Regions from separate parts of the Homo sapiens genome. Here all the other regions are linked to region 3. A link is a loop called in an ENCODE intact Hi-C map of the cell type or tissue named here. Cell type or tissue: heart left ventricle. All regions are shown on one strand. Region 1 overlaps NATD1 (N-acetyltransferase domain containing 1). Region 2 has its middle 76 kb from the start of KCNJ12. Region 3 has its middle 7.1 kb from the start of DHRS7B.

What was found. A loop is a pair of places that touch in the nucleus more often than their neighbours do. Peaks named below come from ENCODE experiments on the same cell type or tissue, not always from the same donor. Only the 100,000 strongest peaks of a DNase experiment are listed, where the experiment ranks them.
Region 1: it touches region 3 in a loop (3-fold over the local background); 38 of 110 quality-filtered maps call a loop at or near these places.
Region 2: a loop joins it to region 3, with 5 times the contacts of the local background. A loop is called at or near these places in 48 of 110 quality-filtered maps.

What each region holds. Positions count from the first base shown.
Region 1 is chr17:21,237,382-21,242,381 of GRCh38, forward strand. It overlaps NATD1 (N-acetyltransferase domain containing 1), which reads right to left. Exons shown (of 3, transcript NM_152914.3): 3 at 1,489-5,000. Among named protein-coding and RNA genes, the nearest start is that of NATD1, 14 kb to the right of the region's middle. RefSeq lists enhancers at 1,472-2,216, 2,962-3,706. In heart left ventricle, a CTCF peak has its summit at 2,474; a DNase peak (open chromatin) is centred at 3,430.
Region 2 is chr17:21,449,434-21,454,433 of GRCh38, forward strand. No RefSeq gene overlaps it. Among named protein-coding and RNA genes, the nearest start is that of KCNJ12, 76 kb to the left of the region's middle. In heart left ventricle, CTCF peaks have their summits at 727 (motif pointing left) and 3,044; DNase peaks (open chromatin) are centred at 3,208 and 3,688; H3K4me3 peaks cover 696 bases; H3K27me3 peaks cover 455 bases.
Region 3 is chr17:21,117,378-21,122,377 of GRCh38, forward strand. No RefSeq gene overlaps it. Among named protein-coding and RNA genes, the nearest start is that of DHRS7B, 7.1 kb to the right of the region's middle. In heart left ventricle, a CTCF peak has its summit at 2,432; a DNase peak (open chromatin) is centred at 2,464; H3K4me3 peaks cover 306 bases; H3K27ac peaks cover 192 bases.

The sequences.
Region 1 (5,000 bases), 120 kb after region 3:
TGGCTTGTTGGGAAGTTTAAATGAGACGACCTAGTCCAGGGCACCTAGTTGAACTTTTTGTCTTAGTTGGCAGATGAAACACCAATACATTTTTATGCTCTGGCTCTCCTTTCCTAGATTCCAGAATGGCCATGCAGAGGCTTATTCCTGCAGTCTCAGTGTCTTTCCACACCCAATGTATGACCCCATCAAGTTTCCTCTTGAATCAGGACAACTCTCAGGAACAAACCGCTCAAGGGGCCCCGTCTTTCAACTCCTGGGTTCCACCCTCTCCCTAATTCAGAAAATGATAGAATCTCACCCAGCCAGATCTCCCACCTGACTCCATGTTTAATGGCCTACAAGTGTCTCCCTCGACCCTCAGACAAGCTCTTCCCAAGACAAGGGACCTTTTACTTTTAGCACTCCAGTGCATGATGTGCTGGTATTAGTGATGGCAGATGAGCTGGTATTGCTAATAACCATTATCTCACCCGTCCACACATCCATCCACCCACTTACCCATCCACCCACTCATCTACCCCTCCATCTATCACCCAATCATCTACCCACTATCCATCCATTCTTGGTCTGCCTGGTTCTGGGGTCTGTCATCCTCTAGATGCTTTGCCTCAGCCTTGGTATCAATGAACTGGCATTTATGTCATATGCCACAGCCCCTGCAGGCAAGAATATTTCTCCTTGCCCTGATTGTCTGTTGGTTGCCAGCCCTTCCCTTCTCTGATCACAGAGAAGCTGGAAGCCTGCAAACTACATTTGCTAGAGCCCTTACCAGTGGGCTTCCAATTTGTTTCTGCTGGTAGGAAGCACTGATCAATCAGAAGGCAGTAAAGTTCCTGGATCTGGGGGTTTTTTTAGTGGTGGCAACAGCAGGCATGCACACCTGGGTCTTGTTCAGCCATCAACTTTCTACCAGGAGTACCCTAGCAGCCCTGTGATCCCCAGACGCTTCTGGGTGACACCTGTTCCTCCAGCCTCCATGTAAAAGCAGCTTCCTGCACTTACTTACCAATATTTTGGCAATCTCACCTCCACTCTCACTCCTCTCATCCTTCCAACAGTTTTCATAACCAGTCCCCTGCATTAAATCCACTCTGAAGTGCCTGGGCAATTTCCATTTTCCTGACTCTTCACTGACTGGTAATGTCCTTGGTAGCAGGAATGACTTCCTAGAAATAGAGCCTTAATGCTGGAAATCGGGGACTGGTTATCTGCCTGGATTGGGCTGGAACGCAGTAATGACCTCACTGTCAGAGGGGATGTGGTACCCTGGAAAGTCACAGCATTCAGTGGCAAAACTAGTCCTCACAATATCACCTATGTTAAGTGCCTGGCGTGAAGTGTCTCTTGAAGGCAAAGTTTGAGAGACCAAATGGCTGCAGCCCTTCATGTCATGGGGACAGCTGGAGAGACTGGTGGCTTCTGACTACACTGGAGTCAGAAGTGATAAACCCAGCTCAAAACATGGACAGAAAACCAGAGAGCATCTTTGATAACCAGAAAAGAATCTCTTTAATATCTTGTAGCCGTAAGACTGATACAACTGAAAACATAACCCTAAATTTGATTCTGCAGGTTGCAGTTACAACACAAGTTGAAGTCACAGCCTTGCCGGAACTCTTATGTAAAGTTTAGGGCATTGGATCTGGAAGGAGTGGGACCCTGAGAATCGTAAAGGGATATTTGGGTGGACTTGAGCAAATCCAAGAACCCTGAACTGAGGAAGAGCAGTGTGAGTACATGGTCAGGGGCTCCATGAATATTCCTGCCTGCAACCCCAGCTTCACAGGCAATTCAGCCTTCTCCACACTGGCCCGGCACTGGCTAGCTGCTCACCTTATGGCTCGAGGCAGGACCCCCCCGCAGCCTTGCAGCTGAGTGGGAAGTTGCTGGAAGTTGTATCTGTTTATTGCTTTTAAGGCTGTCATGAGCAGACATAAGACCTCATATCACACAAGCTTGATGCCACCAAGAGGACGGGAGCTGGGCTGGGTCCTGAGCCCTTCTAGCGGTGTGGCTTTGGCTTGTGACCCCCGACTCAGCCTCAGTATCATCTATCAAATAGGCCTAATAATGGGCATGTCCCGGGACTGCTGTGAAAACGAAGTGGAGTAAGATTGCAACGGGGCCTGGTGAGGTGGCTCACGCCTGTAATCCCAACACTTTGGGAGGCCGAGGTGGGCGGATCATTTGAGGTCAGGTGTTCAAGACCAGCCTGGCCAACATGGTGAAACCCCGTCTCTACTAAAAATACAAAAATTAGCCAGGCATGGTGGTGGGCACCTGTAATTCCAGCTACTCGGGAAGCTGAGGCAGGAGAATTGCTTGACCCGGGAGGTGGAGGTTGCAGTGAGCTGAGATCGCACCTCTGCACTCCAGCCTGGGCGACAGAGCAAGACTCCCATCTCAAAAAAAAGATTGCAACAGGCCTGGCAATTTATCTTTCATTCTGAGTAGCCATGTAACCCCTAGTGGTAACTAGGAGAAATTGTCCTCCAGCAGTCTGTCCCCTCCCTCAGTAGCTGGGGCGGAATGAGATATGGCCCTGGGCCTGGTGCAAGATTTTCACTTGTTTTGGAAGCATTAGCCACAGCTTTTCCTTGATGGGCATGTGTTATCATGAGGCTGGGCCTCACCTCCCTGCATTGGACCAGAAATTCTAAAGGAAGCAACTTCTTATGGCACAGCGGATCTCATGCATGGCATCACTGCCCCTTCCCTAGGAGACCGCACAAAGCCACTCAGCTTCATAGCTGGGCTGTGGCCTCAGAGGCTTTTGTGCCTGGAGGTGGCAGGGAACTGTGGTGTGGGGGCTGGGCCAGCCGGGAAGGTAGAGCCGCCCAGACTGGGGTCTGGGTTCCTGAAGTCACTGTTATCCTGCAGGGAGACCTCAGCCAAGCCCCAGTGACACGCAGGGTCTCGCTCTCCACGCTGAAGGCTGTGCTGAGGGCTGAGCAAAAAGAGGCCAGACACCAGGGAGGGAAGCCCGCCTCCCCCTCCCCACCTCGACCTCCACACCAGTTAAGGCTGACCGGCAGGTTGCTGTGGGGGAAGCGACAGCGTGCAGACAGCACTGCATGCCAGGCCACACCTTTTATGGAAATGTTCCTCTGAGACCTGTTGATGAGCTTGGAGAATGAGGAAGGGGACGGTCCAGCGGCCAGCTGGGTCCACACCCTGCCGCCGGCCCTGAGGAGGGAAGGCACGAGTCACTGCCTATTTTGACCCGGCAAGAAATACAAACCCACAGGGTGAGGCGGGCAGAAAAGCAGCTCTGTGGGAGACCTGCAGGCCCCTGAGCATCCCCTGCCCCAGTCAGGTTCTCGCCCAGGTGCATAAACCGGCCCCATGTGGCGGCATCCTTACCAAGGACCCCCAGGTGACCGGACAGGAGGGGTGAGGCTAGGCTGCCAGGCAGACAGGGTAGCACCAGATGGGATGGGCTGGGGGCTCCAGGGCACGGTGTCTGTGGCAACCCAACCTGGGAAGATGTTATTGCTCTGCTGGAGACCTTGGGCCAGGCCCCGCGAAGCCCTGCCTAGCCCCTTGGCGTGGGTTAGCGGTGCTTTAAGGCAGCCCGAGGCGAGGAGGCCAGGTCATACCTGCGGGAGCTTGATGAGGCCTCATGAGAAAGCCCTAGTCTCAGTTCCTGGGCCCGGGGCCTCTGCAGGCCTCCACCACCCCATGCTGCCTAGTTCAAGTATTTGTTGTGGGCTGGCCAGATCAAGAGTCACCTGCTAGAACACAGGGGTAGGAATCTTAGGTGGGAGTGGGAACAGAGTGGCACCAGGCCCATTCCCTCCTGGCTCTCAAGGTCCATGCTGGCCCTCAGGGGCTTCCTGTGGGGGACTCTTTGTGCTGTCACTGCAAGGGACCCTCCTGCGGATGGGCTGGAGGCCACAGGGACATGGCCCCAGCTCACTGAGCTCCTGAGTGGTCATGATTGACTATGTGCTTGAACTTGGGGAGGGACGTGTAGATGGGAAGGGGGTGACCTTAGGGAGGGTAAAAGAGGACCCTAGCTCTGCTGCCCTGGGACAGTAAGGGGAAGGCCCAGGCCTGGCTGCCCATCCTCTGTGCCTACAACCTGCTCTTTCCTTAAATTCTGCCAGCAATGGGCCACCCCTAGCCCCGGAGCAGCTCAGCCCACCTCCTGCCAGCTGCATCTCCCTGGAGGCCCAGGGCTTTCTCCGACCTCTCACACAAGCCCTTTGCAAAAGAGCTGACTTCCTGGAGGCCAGGGCAGGAGCATCTGCCACAGGTCAAGGGGCAGGGATGTCGGGGGTACTCAGGATGGTGACCCCTCCTGGTCCATGCTGTGACCCACAGCAGGGGTTTCGAGGAGACTCCGGGGCTCGGGGACCCCCATCGGCAGGCTGCCAGGCCTCCCTGCACATGCAGGTCTCCGTGGTCCTGCGTCCAGGCAGGAAGGCCCCTGGGCTGCTGTTGCTGGAGAAGGAATGTGGGGGGTCTCGGTGCCAAGACTGGGGATAGCAAGGAGGTGAGTGGGAAATGCAACCACAGGCCAGCCAGCGCCCGTGCATGGAGTCAAAGGGAGGAGTCAGCATGGTGACCACTGCCCCTGCACCGGGGGAGGAAGGCATGGGGGTCCTGGTGAACCTCTCCCTGTACTGCCCAGAGCCCAGCCTGACTCCCCCCGAAGCCGGGTAGGGATGCATCACTCCGACTAACAAATGTCTCAGCCCTAAAGGGCCCCTGGCTCCAGGTCACCCTCCAGCTCTACAGAAGGGCAGGGACGAATCTGATCCTTGTTAGCACTGACACAAGAGGGCGGGACCTGAGTCAGCCCCAGGGGAAGCCAGCATGCCCTGGAAAGGCTGGTCCCACCAAAGCATGCTAGTGTGTCTCCCAGGCTGCACCCAGGAAGGCTGGGTTGGGGAGGAGCCCAGGGCCAGATGGGCAGCAAAGTGTATCCGGCTGTAGCCAGCCACAAAAGAGGACACTGATGTCTGGCAGCAGCACAGAAACCCCTGTGGCTG
Region 2 (5,000 bases), 330 kb after region 3:
GACCTAGTAGGACATCAGATGATGAATTTTCATGTGATATGAATTCAGCCTAGGTATGTCTTAGGATTGGTTTAGAGGGAAGACTGAAGCAGGTGAAATGGCAACCCCTTGAATACACATCTGTAATAAATTGAAAAATATTCATCATGATTTAATGGTATCTTTTAAAATAGGAAACAAAATATTTCCTGTTCATTAGAATCGTTACATCAACTAAAGTCATCATAACTAAAATCATCATTACATCAACTAAAATACAAAATATGGAATCTAATCTGATCTTCAGCAGATGTTGGCATTTCTTTAAGTACACATCTTCACTTCTGCAGTGCACTAACAGAGACTCAAGAATGACAAAGGGAAAAAAAAGGCAAAATTAGGAAAAAGGGAGACATTTTGTAGTTGATGTTGGATACACTGGATGGACTATCCATTTGATATACCTTCTCATTGATAGAATAGGAGACTTCAGGTTTCACAAAGGCAAATCGTGTTTCATGAGAAAAAGCAACAGAAAAATATCGATAATAAAAATATTTTAGTGTTTTATGAAGAACTGTATGTAGCTTGAATCTTTAATTAAATAAGTGTTTTCTTTTGCATGTAAAATAGAATTCAGCCTTTCCTAACTCAGGACAGCAATGGGCTGAAGACACTGCTGGGCCCATCCTGCCACCTGCTGGGAGGCCTTGTTCCCTCAAAAGCCTTGGTTTGGAAGGATGATTGGAAAATAGCTTTACACACCCACCCTTTATTGTGTTTTTATTCACAAAGCCTTAATATACCGCCATACTTCATGTAGTTGATTTTTCACATCTCTGATAAGTTTTTAAATGTCAGTATTCCTACTAAAGTCTCTCTCTCTGTCCTGTGTTCTATGTTCTAGGGTGTATGAAGAAAGGGCTTCAGCAGAAACAGAGGCTGAAGCCTGCGTGCTGGGGGCCGAGAGGCCAGAGGAGAATGTGATGAGACATAGAATTGGTAGTGCAGGAAGTTGGAAGATCAAGTACCGTGATGTTGGTGCTGGCTGCTTGTGTTAAACTGCCTAGGTTTTAATCTACGGTAATTTTCGCCCACCTGTGGGGCTCCCCTGGTGCCCCAGCTGTGATGGGGTAACTGAACTGCCACCAGGGCCAAGCTGTCAGTGGCCCAGGATCTGGCGCTTGGAAGAGTTCTGAGAAGCACCCCTGGATCAAATGAGGAGAAACAGACTTCATCCATACCTATTCCCATTGTATTTAAAGAAGTGAATATTCTCAGGGATTTCCACAGTTTTAAAAGTGTCTTTCAATTAAAACATTTAAAATAAAATAAGGTTGAGGTAACAACCAAGTTACACTTCTTCCAGCAGCACCCAGACAGCGAGAGCCCTCAGATTTTAGAATTTTAGAAGAGAAGATTGTGGCCATGTCTGGAATTCAAAGAAGAACCAGTGAGAAGAGCTAGATAGAACTGATGGATGCTGAAACATCTAATATTAAAATAGAAGGGCAACCCTAAATGATAATATAAAATTACAATATTAATGGTAGAGTAATTAAGGAAGCCATTAATGTTGAATTATGTATGTGTATGTTAAACCTATAAATTAAAATATCATGAACATTATACCATCTGTGCTGGTTTCAGTAATGCTGTTATAAAATAATTATTAAACTGTATGAATGACTTTTTATTAATATAAAATTATAAATTGCTATTGTCAAATAGAACTTTAAATTTGAATAAAAAGAATATATTATTACTAATATGTTAGACTTTGATAAAATATGAAATTTAAACAACATTTTAATAAAATGCTAAGTTTCCCAGTAATATTTATATGAAGTTATTTGAGATACTGTTTGTTCAACAAATAATGTGACAGTGTCTAGTGTTGGCACTGTTTGATTAAGTGGTGGAAAAATAAAACATTTGCAAGGAAATGGGTTATTTCAAGTTATATTTTAATGTCCTTTTATTTCCACATAATAAAATCTTTATGCTGGGCATGGTGACTCATGCCTGTAATCCCAGCATTTTGGGAGGCTGAGGCGAGAGGATCGCTTGAGCCCAGAAGTTCACGACTAGCTTGGGCAACATAATGAGACTCTGTGTCTACCAAACAATAAAAAATAAAAAATTACCCGGGCCTGGTGGTGCGTGTCTGTGGTCCCAGTTACACAGGAGGCTGAAGGAGGACTGCTTAAGCCCAGGAGGCAGAGGCTGTAGTGAGCCATGATCCTGCCGCTGCACTCCAGCCTGGGCAACAGAACAAGATCTTATGTCAACAATAAAATGAAACCAAAAAGTAAAATCATTATTATTCACTTGATATTCGTGAAGAAATTGTCAATATTGATTAATATCCTCATCTGAATTTTAAGTGATTCATATAATGGCAGACTGTAAATATATTACTTAGAGATAAAGAGGACTTTATTTAAATATTCAAGTTATTGTCAACTAGACTATTTTAATGTAAATCTTGTGGCTCATGTCATATGTTATTAATATTAACTTTAATTTTTATAATAATTGTGTGCATTTCAATGTATGCATTTCATTTTAGGTAATTTTGCAATTTTTTATTTTTATTTTTATCTTTTTAGAGATGATGGCTCACTATATTGCCCAGGCTGGTCTTGAACTCCCAGGCTCAAGCGATACTCCTACCGCAGTCTCCCAAAGTGCTGCTGCGAATACAGGCGTGAGCCACTGCGCCCGGCTCCGATTTTGCAATTTTAATTGTTCTGCAAAAGTTTCCTCTGAATATTCATCATTCTGCAGTGTGTGAATGAACACAGCCTGAAATGTTGAGAGACTTGAGATAGAGTTTAAAATATGGTGATTTTATTCCTCGTGTGTCTTCCAGGTGAGAATCCACACGTTATCACATGAACCAGTGATGTGTGTCATAAGGAAATTAAGAAACAAACCTATACTATTTTTGCTACCCTTATTCTCTGGAAAATGAACTGTAATAGATTTCTAGAATTAATTTTTGATGCTAAAAATATTATCATTCCAATTCAATAGTGAGAACAGCGCCGCGTTCTGTGCTACGCTAGGGGGAGCACCCACTTTGGTAATGAACATCGTTCCCTGTTCGTCTTTAGTGAATTAAGGGCCGGATGAGGAAGTGGGAAATAGGAGGAAGCTGTGCCTCCCCGGAGGAGCACGTGCCCTCAGAGCCATAAGGCAGGAGCAGAGGCTGCCTGAGTTTGCAGCGCGAGGCCAGGGGGCTTCCCTGGGACTCGGCGACCGCCCTGTGCGCTCGGACGCGCAGGCAAATCCCCGCTCCGCTGCGCCTGGTGTGCACGGAGCCCTCCTACTTGCTTCCTACGCCGCTTATCCGTTTATCTGCATCGTAAAAGCCAGCGTTACTTTGTTTTCGTTTCAACTACTTTTCCAGTGCCACGGGATTTCATGCAAAGTGCCTTAGACGGTAGAAATGCCTACTCCTCTCGTTTCCTTATTCCTGGAATGCGCTCACATGCGGCCACGTAGGGACCTGGGACGCTCAGCCCTTTCTGCGCCCTTGCCCTCTCCGGGGCGGCATCTGGCAAGGAGGGCGGCCCAACACCGCAAGCCTGATCCCAGGGGCTGACCTCTGGACGGTCTCAGGGACTGACTAGGGATGCGGCCGCGGGAGGGGGCAGCCGAGCGGGGAGAGGACTGGGGGAGGGGCGCGGGGTGTGCTCTTGGGGTAGGGCGGGGCAAGGGTGGCTTCGGGAGGGACTGGGAGGGGGCGGCCCTAAGAGAGCGGTTGGGCTCCCTGGCTGCCTGTACACTGGTGCTTTTTTCTTTGCTAACGCCCTGGATGTCACCAGCCCAGTTTGCTCATCTCGCCGGCAGCCCCACTGTGGTTCCGTTATTTTCTGAGAGATTTTCCCTTCCTTTCTCTTTTTGCCCTAGACCAGAACTGCGAGCAGACACCCCTAGCACCCCGGAAGATGGGCTATGGTCTCCGGCCACCTCCTGCCCGTTTCTCATTAAAGCTTGAGAAGGAGGAGGGTGGCTGTGTCCCAGGAGCTGGGTTGGCACCCTCAGTGAGGTTGTGGGGCTCTCGTGGAGAACACAAACCATCCCTCAGGACAGCAGCAGCAGGCAAGACCCCAGATGGTCCTGATCAAGACAAAGACAAGCCACTCCAGCATCCTGTCTGAATACAGACAGATGGGAGCATCTCTCAGGCCAGGAGTGCCAGCCGTGTCCCCTCCCAGCCCACATGGTGACTGCTGCTTTGGCCTTGGTGACAGCCTGTCCTGCCCTTGTCAGGCCTCCCGGGGGATGAGGTTTATGAAGCTTCCAGTGTATACCTACCTCCTCCTGCTTCCTGACAGTGCTCAACTCAGAGCCAGCCCCCTCTCCCGTTAGTCCACCCCTGGCCAGCTGGCACACACACACAGCCTGCGGCAAGGCTCTTCCAAGCCTCTCACTGCACCCTCCACAGCGCCATGGCATATTCTTGCAGAATGGAACAGTAAATCCAGCTGTAGTTTAACAACAGGTGTGTCTCTGGTAGGCACACTAGGCAGCGGCTCATTGGCCTGTATTTAAAATATGAACATGTGCATGACTGCAAAGGCCTAGATCCTCACTTTTTCCTACAAACCAGAATTGCTGTTCTCAAAGTTTAAACCACATTTGCAATACATGAGATCGATCCACAGCCTGAGTGGAAGGAGCCACATGCAGGGGATAGGGGGCCAGGCCACCCTTGGGCAGAGAATGTGGGTGCATGGAGAGGGTGTGTGGGGCAGGAAGGATCCCTGAGTGTTTCGAGCAAAGAGTGTGTGATCCTGCCTGCCCTTGGTGCCGTCCACTGGGGCTGGTCAGTGAGGCCGAGTCCATCATGGTGGTGGGGACACATGGCAAAACTAGAAGCCCTGGGGGAGCTGGGGGAAGGGAGCAGGCACCCATTATGCTGCCGTTGCAGTTTTCTATAAGTTCTATAATTATTTCAAAATAAAATATTTTAAAATGACCATGTCCCTAAAGGAGGGATAATAGTAAGC
Region 3 (5,000 bases):
CACTACCAATTAGTAGATTTTTCCATGAATTGTGAAACTGTCTTATAAAAATCACAAATGCATGACATCTTATATTTGCATGTTAAAATCGTTTTATTAAATTGACTGCTTTAAAAATATTTCATAATTATCATAATCTCATTTTGGCTCTTTCTTCCCCCCTTTCATTTATTAAATGTGTTCACCAAAAAGTGGAAGCTCTGAAGTTGAATATACATGAGAAAAGCAAATAAAACTGTCTCTCATCAAGCCAGGATGAAGATGTGGTAACCTGTTAAACTGACAGGCTGATTCGAACAAAACCCAGACAGCTCCTGGTGAGCATGAAATAGAATTGGTTTCTTATTTGGGATGCCAAGGTGGGTGGATTACCTGAGGTAAGGAGTTCGAGACCAGCCCAGCCAACATGGTGAAACCCCATCTCTAGTAAACATAGAAAAATTAGCAGAGCATGGTGGCATATGCCTGTAATCCCAGCTACTCAGGAGGCTGAGGCAGGAGAATCACTTGAATCTTGAACTCAGGAGGCAGAAGTTGCAGTGAGCTGAGATCATGCCACTGCACCCCAGCCTGGGCAACAGAGGAAGACCTGGTTCCTTAGGAGGGAGGTCTCCTACACATTCTGCACAATCTCTGAGGGAAGATGTGTGTGTGTGTGTGTGTGTGTGTGTGTGTGTGTGTGTGTGTGTGTATGTGTGTGTGTCAGTGGGGAGGCGGGTTCATGGGACTCCACTGTCAGAGAATTTCCTCCCTGGACTAGAACCGAGCCAGCCATGTCATTGTACTGCAGAGCTGCACCCACTAACCCCACTCCTGTCTGGGAAATCCAGACAGTGTAACTGTTTGCAAGGGTGCTCTGGAGCCAGACTCTCCAGGTTCAATGCCAGTGTCTGAGGTTTTTTCCCATTTGACATCAGCTCATAGTCTGACACAGAGATGTCTTCAACAGGAGTAGAACTATTTAGTAGAAATAATTGAGTGCAGAAGGGCTGTTTTTTTAAGGTAAATGTGGCTTCTCTGCGACCCATATGCATGGTGGAAATGCTCTACATCTGTAACGAACATTGGACATTTGCTGTATTGGTCACTGTGTTGAACACCTGAAATGTGGCTAGTGGGACTGAAGAACTGAATTTTAAACTTTACTGAATTTAAACATAAACAGCCACATGTACCTAGTAGCCACCACATGGGACAGCAATGGTCTAGCTCCCAAGTGCCAACAGCTTCCTGTGGAAAAATCAATTTTATTAAAATATGTGTCCTACCCTGCACTCAGCCTTTCTGGATGTCCCTCTTCAATATAATATCTGATTAAGGATTTGAAGAAAATACAGTATAGATATTGTTTGTAGAATAGACGTAAGACCCTAAAATACAGTTTTATACAAAATTTGATAAATCCTGGCCGGGCGCAATGGCTCCTGCTTGTAATCCTAGCTCTTTGGGAGGCCAAGGCAGGCGGATCGCTTGAGGTCAGGAGTTGGAAACCAGCCTTGCCAACATGGTGAAACCCCGTCTCTACTAAAAATACAAAACAATTAGACAGGCCTGTTGGTGGGCCCCTGTAATCCCAGCTACTCGGGAGGCTGAGTTAGAAAAACCACTTGAACCCGGGAGGCGGAGCTTGCCGTGAGCCGAGATTGCGCCACTGCACTCCAGCCTGGGTGACAGAGCATGATGATTCCGTCTCAAAAAATAAATAAATAAAAATTATAAATCCTTTCTCTAAGAGAAGAAATATGGCTTTCTTATTTCTTTTTCTTTTCTTTCCTTTTTTTTTTCTTTCTCTTCTTTTTCTGAGACAGGGCCTTGCCCTGTCACCCAGGCTGGAGTGCAGTGGCGTGATCTCGACTCACTGCAACCTCTGCCTCCCTGCTTGGAACGATTCTCCTACCTTAGTTTCCCGAGTTGCTGGGACCACAGGCACGTGCCACCACGCCTGGCTAATTTTCGTAGTTTTAGTAGAGACGGGGTTTCACCATGTTGCTCAGGCTGGTCTTGAACTCCTGGGCTCAAGCGATCCGCCTGTCGCCTGCCTCGGCTTCCCAAAGTGTTGGGATTACAGGCTGAGCCACCACGCCCGGTCTGGGCTTTCTTATCTCTGAGAGTCACAATTTCTGTGAGGCAGCCACCAACACTAGCTTTTAAGTTTCAGGGAGTTGCAGTGAAACTTTCTTTCCTGCCAGGAAGCTGACATTTTCCAGAAACCGCAAATAACAGAACATTTTGTCTCTGTGTCAGCTTCATGCACCCTAGTCTTAAACCAACAATGTTCTTAAAAATGCATTGTTTTTCTTCTCTTATCGCTTCTCGGTTGTTCTAATAATTTGATAGCTTCAGTACACCATTAATGTTCACCTTACACCTCCCGGAGGAGGAGATGGCGTGATACTCGCAAACACGGGACTACAAACTATTGATTCCATTCCGCGTGCTTCAGGAAGGTGGCGCTGTTTCCGTGCAGCTCATCAGGTACCTCAGAAAAAGAAATTTGGTGGAGACGTTTCCGCAGCCTCCAAGCAGCATCATTCAAAGGACAGGTCAGCAGGAAACAGATTTTATTTTAAAATTCCCAGCAGCGGGAGGGACGGGGGGGGGGCGGGGGAGGGACTTGTTAGAGTTCCTGTCGCTAAAGGAAATTCTTCCTAGAGCTATACTAAACTTAGTTATTACTGAGACAGTTTTTTCTGGCTTCATCAGAGGAAAAATATAGTTATGCATCCCAGTATTTTTGCAACAATTCCACCACCAACAGCAATAAAAACGGCTGCAATTTATTGAGTACTATCTTCTGTGGCACTTTACAAGTGTTATCATCTTTGGCTTCACAATTTCTTTACTATCTTAAGGATGAGAGGCTAAGGTTTTGGGGTGTTAAGAAATTCAACATCTGTCTAGCTGTTCTATTAGGTGTGTAGTGATACCTCCCCATGGTCTTGATTTGTATTTCCCTAATGGCTAGTAATGTTGATCATCTTTCTATGTGCTTATTTGCCGGTTGTATATTCTCTTCAATGAAGTGTTTCTTCATGTTCATGTCTTTGTCCATTTTTTAAATTGAATTGCTCAATTTTTTCACGTTGAGTTTTGAGAGGTTTTTTTTAATTTAAAAAAATAGAAACAGGATCTCACTATGTTGCCCAGGCTGGTCTCAAACTCCTGGGCTCAAGCAATTCTCCCACCTTGGCCTCCCAAAGTGTTAGCATTACAAGTGTGAGCCACTCAGTGCCTGGCTGAGAATTCTTTGTATATTCTAGATATGAGTCCTTTTTCAGATATATAGTTTGCATATATATTCTTCCAGTGTGTAGTTTGCCTTTTGATTCCATTAACAGTCTTTTGCAGAGCAAAACATTTTTAATTTTGATCAAGTCCACTTTATGAATTTTTTTCTTTTATGAATCATACTTTCAGTGTCATTTTGAAGAAATCTCTACCAACTAGGTGGAGAACTAGGGTTCCCCCACATTTTCTCCTGTACTATCTTCTAAAATTTTTATGCTTTATGTTTAAATCTATTATTCATTTTGAGTTAATTTTCATAAATGGTGTGAGGTTTAGGTCAAGTTTCTTTATTTTTATTTTTAAATTTTTGCCTATTAACATTCAATTGCTCCAGCACCATTTATTGAAAAAGCCTATCATCTCATTGAATTGTTTTGAATCTTTCTTAAAAAATCAGATGGACATACTTGTGTGGGGCTATTTCTGGGTCCTCTATTTTTTCCCATTGACCTATGTATTCATCCTTCGATAATACCAAACAATCTTGAGCTATGTAATTAGATTTGAAGCTGGGTGCGGTTGCTCTCGTCTGTAATCCCAGAACTTTGGGAGCCCACAGTGGGAGGATTGCTTGAGCCCAGGAGTTCGAGACCAGCCTGGTCAACATAGCAAGACCCTGTCTCTACAAAACATACAGAAAAAGTTAGCCATGCGGGGTGACATGCACCTGTAGTCCCAGCTACCTGGGAGGCTGAAGTGGGAGGGTCACCTGAGCCTGGGAGGTTGATGCTGCAATGAGCTGTGTTTGCACCACTGCACTCCAGCCTGGACAGCAAAGTAAGACCCTGTCTCAAAAAAATAATAATAAAAATTGAAATCAGGTAGTTCCATTTTATTATTGTTTTCCAAAATTGTTTTAGCTATTTATTCTATTTATTCTAGTTCCTTTGCCTTTCCACATACATTAAAAAAAAAAATCTTTTCTACATCTTCAAAAAATTTTGCTGGCATTTTGATAGGAATTTTGTTAAACCTGTATATCAATTAAAGGAGTATTGACATCATTACTACGTTGAGTCTTCAGTCCATGAGCTTGAAATGTCTCTTTCTTTAGATCTTTAATTTCCTTTCTTTTTTGAGACAGGGTCTCACTCTGTCGCCCAGGCTAGAGTGCAGTGGTGTGATTTTGGCTCACTACAACCTTTGCCTCCCAGACTCAAGTGATCCTCCCACGTCAGCCTCCCAAGTAGCTGGGACTACAGGCTACCATGCCCAGTTAATTTTTTGTATTTTTTTTTTTGTAGAGATGGGGTCTTGCCCAGGCTGTGTTGAACTCCTGGACTCAAGCCATCTGTCTGCCTCGGCCTCCCAAAGTACTAGGATTGTAGGCATGAGCCACTGTGCCCAGCTGATCTTTGATTTCTTACAACAATCTTTTGTAGCTTTTAGCTTATAACTCCTGTACATGTTTTGTTAAACTTACACCTAAGTATTTTGATTTTTTGAGTGATTATAAATTGTACTGCATTTAAATTTTTGGTTTTCATGTTTGTTGCTAGTATATGGAAATACAATTGATTTTTCTTTTTTTAAAAAAAAATTTTTTTGAGACAGGGTCTCACTTTGTCACCCAGGCTGGAGTGCAGTGGTGCAATCATAGCTCACTGCAGCCTCAAACTCCTGTGCTCAAGTGATCCTCCCACCTCAGCCTCCCAGGTAGCTGGGACTACAGGCACATGTCACCAAGCCCCACTAATTTTTTTAAAAAATTT